2 separate regions of the Homo sapiens genome follow, and region 2 is linked to region 1. Evidence: chromatin contacts called from ENCODE Hi-C or POLR2A ChIA-PET data. All regions are on one chromosome and are shown on one strand. The core of a region is the stretch at or near the end of the contact, and the rest is flanking DNA. Distances in the headings are between cores, read along the strand shown.

Evidence for each region. A loop is a pair of places that touch in the nucleus more often than their neighbours do. ChIA-PET counts read pairs that join two places held with the same protein, here RNA polymerase II (POLR2A). Pooled maps may share reads with other maps.
Region 2: a map of dorsolateral prefrontal cortex shows a loop between it and region 1 (2.1-fold over the local background). The contact joins the promoter of C10orf105 here to the promoter of UNC5B in region 1. A Hi-C loop is called at or near these places in 1 of 168 maps with a recorded cell type or tissue (dorsolateral prefrontal cortex) and 5 of 50 pooled maps. POLR2A ChIA-PET finds 5 or more read pairs at or near these places in 1 of 52 experiments (activated T-cell).

Annotation. Positions count from the first base shown.
Region 1 is chr10:71,211,219-71,214,510 of GRCh38, reverse strand. It overlaps UNC5B (unc-5 netrin receptor B), which reads right to left and starts at 1,941. Exons shown (of 17, transcript NM_170744.5): 1 at 1,447-1,941. The coding sequence starts at 1,525. RefSeq lists a silencer at 1,781-2,040 and an enhancer at 1,885-2,179.
Region 2 is chr10:71,718,139-71,721,870 of GRCh38, reverse strand. C10orf105 (chromosome 10 open reading frame 105) reads left to right here and starts at 2,093. Exons shown (of 2, transcript NM_001164375.3): 1 at 2,093-2,244. The region is part of intron 28 of CDH23 (cadherin related 23); the gene reads right to left. RefSeq lists an enhancer at 1,956-2,704.

The DNA of each region.
Region 1 (3,292 bases), core at 692-3,191:
AACAAGGTTGGACATTCAGCAGCCTGCCTTCCCCATCCCCATCATTACCTTCCAACTTCAAAACACTGCTTTAAATACCAGAGTCTGCCCAAATCATAATTAACTTGGATCAAATGGTTGAGTGTTGTAACTCTACTGCACAGGACTTGCACCAGAAAAAAAAAAAAAAGTGGGGAATGTGCTAAAGCCAAGCCCTCACTCCTGGCCGTGGGAATCACTAATTCCAGAATGAGGAATCTTTGGCTATGGAGGGGGGAAGGGCGGATGTCAACTTCGCAGCAGGAGGTAGGAGGTGGGGAGGGCTGCGTCATCTCGTCCACTTTCTGCTCCAGTTTTCCTGCTCCATTCTCAGCCTCAACTCAGAGAGGACTCCGTGCAGGAGGCCCCGTCCCCACCTGGCTCCGGAGCCGAGCCGCCCGGCAGCCGTGGCCAGCCCACTTGCTTGGGTTCGGGTACCAGAGAGAGGCTGGCTCCATTCAGTCCACAGCCTCCCCGAGAAGACGCAGCCCAGCCAGCGACGCCGGGTCCAGCTACAGGACGAGCGAGAAACGTATTCATCCACGGCGAGAGAGGAGGGTTAGGGACTTTATTTCGGAGCCCACCAGTTCGCTGAAGTCATCTTGGTGGGTCCAGAGCGGGCGCTGTACCAAGGAGAGCGCACCTAGTCTGTTCCCCGGACAGCGAGAATGTCAGTGACCAATTTAAAAGGAAACTCCGCAGGATCGCTAAGAACCCCTACCCGCATCCAACACACACACACACACACACACACACACACACACTCTCCAACACTCAGAAAATTAATAATAATAATAATAATAATAATAATAATAATTCTTCCAGACCTGCGGGCCCAGCGATCTCGGGGAAAGCTATGTGTGCAAGACTTAGCCCTCCCCGCTTCAGGAGCCCTGCAAGCCGGCCTGCCGAGGCTACCGAAGCGCTTCCTGTGTTCAGCAGGTCTTTTCGCTCTCTCCCTCTAGTCTGCAGATTGCTGTCCCTATAGCGCGTAAGAGCCTAGGCGAGCCGGGACCAGACTAGTAAGTTACCGGCGTACGGCAGCGAGCGCACACCTTGCTTATGTAGCCAATGTTCTTTTTCGGGGCGGATGCCAGGCGCGCGGAGAGCCGGGCGTCCCCAGGAGGCGGATCCTCCCGGAGACTCAGACCCTGACTCCTACACCCCTTCCAGGGAGAAGAAGGGATCCCTTTCAGGAGCGAGCAGGGACCTTTCAGCTTACTGTGAAGCCCCTTCCCTGCTCCCCGCTCCCGCGATGTGGATGCGCCATTGCCCACTTTGGGAGGCAGTAAAATCTACATTCTAACTTGGGCGCCCTTGCCGCTTTTCCTGCGCGCATCGATGCGACGAAAGACCACCTCAACTTCAGGACAGAGTGAGGCGCAAGGGTCCCCTAGCCCCGCGCCCCCAGACCCGATCGCTTCCTACCTGCTTGGCTCAGCCTCGGGTCCCAGCAGAGCAGCAGTGCCAGCAGCAGCGCGCCCCGAGCTCCGCTCCGGGCCCCCATGCTCCCGCGGCCTGGTTCGGGCGCCTCTCCCCCAGGGCTGTCTCCCTGGCCCCAGTCTCGCCGCCGCCGTCTCCGCCGCCGCCGCCTCCTCCTCGCCGTCCTCCCCGGCGCCCGGCAGCGCCAGCCCGTGCCTTCCGTGGGGGCAGCGGAAGCCACGCTGCGCGGAGGGCCGCCTGGCACTCGGAGCGCGGTGGGTGCCTGGCGCCGGCTCTCGAACGAGGCTCCGGCGCGCCCCTCTGGCTCCGGGTCTCTGAGCGCTCGCCTGGCTCCGGCGCTGTGCCTCCGAAGTTGCGCGACCGCTCAGTGGCGCTCGCAGCGGCGGCGCCGCGCAGTCCCAGCCCCAGTGCGCGCCTCTCGGAGCCCCGCGGCTGCGTGCGGCTCCGGCGCCCTAGCCGGCCCCAGCCGCCTGCCACAATGCCGAGCGCCGCCGCTCGCTCGCCGGAGTGAGTTCGCCAACCGAGGGGACCGCGCGCGGCCGGGGCGGGGCCTGGGCGACCGAGGGCGGAGCCGACAGGGGGACCTTGAGGGGGGATCCGACGGCCATCTGGGCGCGGCCGCGGCAGAGCTGGGGGACCCGGGGGGAGGGTCCTCGCGAGACGCTGGGCGCAGCGTTTTGAAAAACCCGGCCGCTGGAGAATGGCTGGACGTGGAGGCGGCCCAATTTTCGCTCCCCCAAATTAAGGAAATCTGGCTTTGCGCCTTCATTTGGCTTGGCCATGTCAGCTTTCTCCTCTGATTAAACATAGGACTCTCACTTTTGGCTCCCCTGTCTGTAGTATGCGCTCTGCCTTCCACATGTGGGGGTCTTTCCAAAAAAAAGGCTCCCAAAATGAGAACACCCAAGTCCTGGTTACGCGGGGGCTTACAGCGATATGAAGCTGGGTATAGATTAGGATCATCCTGGCTGGCTCTGCTTGTCTGTATGATCTCCGGCAGAACTGTTAACCAGACCCCTGGAAACCCCTCCAGCACTCTGATCCTGCGTTGTTGTAAACTAGCCTCCTACCTGACAGTGGGACAGCCATTTTTGGCTCAGTGTAAACTTGGACTCTGCCCCTTATTTACTGTGTGACCTTGAACAAGTTACTTAACAATTCTATTGCTCCCTTCATCATCATCTGTAAAATGGAGGAAAAGGATAACTATTTCATAAGGGGGTATAGAATTAAATTTTAAAACTTGTGTGGAAATTGCAGTGCAAGTGTCAATAATCTCTTTCCAAGATTCTCCCCTCCCAGCCAGTCTGATTCCAGGGGGAAAGTCCTGACCACCCAAAGGTGGTCCAAGGAGCACGTGGGGACAGGTGAGGTTTGAAGGATGGGCAGTGTCTTGGGATTGAAACCCAGAGAGATCAGAACGAGCGGATCAGCTAACATAGGCAAAGACCTTCCCTGTGCCAGGCACAGGGCTAAGCACTCTGTATGCATCATGTCAGTTAATTCTCACAACCCTCTGAAGTAAGCACCATTTACATCCCATTTTACAGATGAAGGACCTGAGGCACAGAGGTGTAAAGCCACCTGCCGGAGATCACACTGCTTGGAGTGACTGAGTGACTGAGCAAAGGGGATGGGGGAGATGGGATTGGAAAGAAACCCTCTAAACGGGGGAGCCTCACTTGAACACCTTCCCTGGGGCTGGATTGGGCTGTGCGAAGGGGACTGTCCTAGCTGTTTCCCCAGAGGTGAGGTGAAGGCAGGACTAGTACCCTCTCCACACACACTCCCCTCACAAGCCGGGGTCTTGGAGTATCTAGGGGAGGTCGTG
Region 2 (3,732 bases), core at 844-3,343, 510 kb before region 1:
CTAGGACCCCAGTCTGGAGTGAAGGGCTCATGCAGGGACAGCAGAGGGCTGTGGTTGGAAGAGTGGAATGACAGCCTCAATCAGCAGCACTGATGCCCTGGAACCTCCACAGGACAGGGAGTATAGACATGGTGGTATGAAGGCAGAGCGAGGAGCCTGTAGCAGGCGCTGGCCTCGATGCACATCCGGGCACTGCGGTAAGTGTGTCTAAGGATTCTGATGAGCATGTTGATGGTGGGGAGGAGGACGAGTACACTGGAGCAAAAAGAACAAGGGCCCTGGGTCAGGCACACCCAAGCATGAATTTAGGCTTTGTCACTTACTCTCTATGGCACTATGGATAAGTACTTTAGCCCCCTTGAGCCTCAGTTTTCTCATCTCTAGACTGGGCACAATGATGACCAGCCTTGCAGGGTTGAGGGGAAGATCAGAAGTCATCTTGCAAAGCGTCTTGGCTGGTGCCTAGCATGGGGATGTGTGGTGAAGGTCAACATGAGTGATGCCACCTTCTCCAGAGAGCCCTCTGGATTTATGCCAGAGCTGGGGATGGCTGGATTGCCCCTTGCCGTGCAGTTCTTTCTCTCTCCATTCCCTGAGAAACCTTAGGAGCTGGCAGGTGGAGGGATGTAACAGGGTGCTTCAATTGTCCAGATCTGGAAGGGCTCAGGATGGTGAAGAGAGCCACGTTGCCCAGAGCATGCCCTTGCATGCCTATCCATGGTGAGATTTCCTTGATGCCTCCCTGCTCCAGCAGCCTGCACCACCCTGGAAGCTTTGTCTTCTGTCATCTCAGGAGGAATGGGGGCCACAGATGAAGTGTTCAGTTGGTTTCAGGAGAGGAAGTTAAGGAAAATGAAGGCAGTGAATGCTGTGATGGAAGGTGCAGGAATCCCAATGGGGACTCTGGGCATTGAAAACACCTTTGGGCCGGATGCTTTGCCTACCCTGGATGCCTACTGCCTGCCCCTGCCCACCCAGCACAGGGGAAACACCAAGTCCCCCACCACTCACTTGCTGGGTGCCCCTGGGCAGGTCACACCTCTCTGGGCCTCAGTTTGGTCATCTGAGAGAAGACGGGGGCTCTTTTCTCTCAGAAGAGGAGTTAGATGACCCCTGAGGACCTCTCCAGCTTTAACAGTCCATAGGAAATCTCTTGTCCATCTTGGGGTTGGCAGACAGTGCCTCTTTTTATGGGCAAGGGCAGGAGGGAACAGCTAAAAACCAGAAACTGGGGCTCCAAAAAAGGGAATGGGTCTGAGGCTCAGGTCTTGGACAGGGCCATGACTCCTGTCTTGAGTTGCATTTCTGGGAGCTTGGAGGTCCCTGGTGGGGAAGCTGCCAAAGACTTGGGCTCCTAAGCAGGCAGCTGGTTGTCAGGGAAGCTCTGGCTTCTGGGGAGAAAGAAGGCTGGGGGAGGGAAGTGTGTGTGTGTGTGTGTGTGTGTGTGTGTTTTGGAAAGAGCCTCCAGTGGAGGTCTCCCGTGGCCCACCCGCACTGTGGGGAGCATGGCCTTGGAGGTCCGTCAGTCCTATGCTTTCTGCCCTGGGATCCCCCTGACCTTTGAAGATGCCCCTCACCCCTCGCTTCTGTAGCCAGACACCTTCAAAGGGAAGGTGCTTTTCTACAAGCTGAGGGAAAAGCCTGGAAGGAATGGGGCCCAGGGACGCTGCAGGAGGGGCCTCAGGGGCTGCCAGGGACCAGCACTCTCCCTGCTCCCCTCCTGCCATGGCTTGTAGCCCCTCTCCAGGGTAACCTGGTGGCTGGCAGGCACTGAATAGCGAACCTCTGGCTGCCGCCGACCATACCATTCAAACTTCCGACAGGGGAAGGTGAGCGCCATGGGGCCGCAGAGGCAGTAAAACCCTCCCCCTGCGTCTCCCCAGAGTCTTCCACCCCTGAGAGGGCTCCAAGGAGACAGGCTGGAGAGAGGCGGTGGGAAGGCCAGGGGGCATCCCAGAGTCTCTGGACAGCTCCCCTCTCCCTCTTCCCAACCCAGTTGCCATCCCTACTCCCTTAGCTATCCCCTCCCCCAAGGCAGGGCCCAAACTCTTCTAGACAAAGCCAGGTCCAGCTGGGGAGTGACGGGGAGGCCACTCTGCTGGCCAGGCTGACCGAGGGCTGCAGGGCACAGCAGAGCCTGGCAGGGCTGGGGTCACAGGCACTGCCCAGGGCTCCTTGGGCCTCCCTTCCACAGCTGAGAAGACCTCTCCACGGAGCTCCGGACGGCTGGGGTCTGGCTCTGAGGTCAGTGCTTGGGGGACTGCAGGAGAAGGCTTGGAGAGGGAAGTGTGGTGGAGACCCTTGCTGGGGACTCCTGGGAGAATGTGAGGGTATGCTCAGACCTAGGCAGTCCTCTGGTTCTGTAGAGAGGGGAAACAAGGCCCAGTAAGGGGTAGGGACTAGCCCGAGGCCACACAGCAGTCTTCTCTGCCCACAGCAGGTCCTGCTCTGTGGAACTCCAAGGGAAGAGGAGGGTCCTAGACTGAGCTTGCAGAGATATGTCCAGAGCAGGGCCCGCTGGTGCACCCTGGCCCCAGTGGGAAGGGAGTGGCTTCAACTGCCCTCCAGATGATTCCTGGCCTTGGTCCGGGCAAGGCATCCTCTCCCAGTACTAGCTGGCCTTTGCTGGTTGGTCAGTAGCCGGGTGTCAAGGGGCCTGGCAGCTGGACTTGCCTCGTGCTCCAGGAAGGGTGTTGTGTTGTTTTCAAGCACTTAGGAATCTCTCGTTGCCACAGGAACTACTCAGATGCTAATTACAACTCCACTTATTTTTTTTTTATTTTTTATTTTTTTGAGACAGAGTGTTGCTCTGTCGCTCAGGCTGTAGCGCAGTGGCATGATTCTAGCTCGCTGTAGCCTCAAACTTTTGGGCTCAAATGATCCTTCTGCCTCAGCCTCCTGAGTAGCTGGGGCCACAGGCACATACTACCACACCTGGCTAATTAAAAAACCTTTTTTTTTTTTCTTTCAGAAATGAAGACTCACTATGTTGCCCAGGCTGTTCTCAAACTCCTGGGCTCAAGTGATCCTCCTGCCTTGGCCTCCCAAAGTGCTGGGATTACAGGTGAGAGCCAACACGCCTGGCCTCACTTATTTTTTAAATTAAAGCAGGTCCCAAGGCCTGAAGCCTGGATCCTATTTGCTAGCCCAGTAGGGTCTCCAGATTCCTTTGAAGGCCTTGAAATAACATTAGAACTAGTAGGATTGAGGCATCTCCCATTTCAGACTGCCCTTTTCTTACTCCTGGCCAAGCATTGTCCAGGGTAGGAGAGAGGGATGGCTGATTTTCTCCCCACGGGAATGAGCGGTGGGCACACCCCATCCCTCCTCCCTGCTCAGACTCAAGGAAAGGCCAACCCATGCACAGCTGCCCAGCCAGAGTGCTCTCTAGGCCTGATGCCGCAAAGGCGGAGGCCCTGGGCAGCTAGACGGGCATCACACTTTCCAGCCAGGCACTGGGAGGGGTCGTTTTCTGCCTGGAAGTGCTGGGAGGGGTGGTGGTGGGGAATGGGTGGGAGGTGGGGTGCTCTGCATGCCCTCAGTTGGCTGGGCGCAGGGAGCCAGGAGTGAGGTCCTGCGGCTGCTGGTGAGTGCCTGGGGTAGGGACAGGAGTCCCTCGGGTGGGGAACTAGGTGGCCCACTCCCCTCCCCACTACCTGTGGCAGGGTTTCTCTGAGCGTGACCTGACATCTTTCCTCCTCCTGAGCTTCCGTGCTAGAAACTCAACTGTTA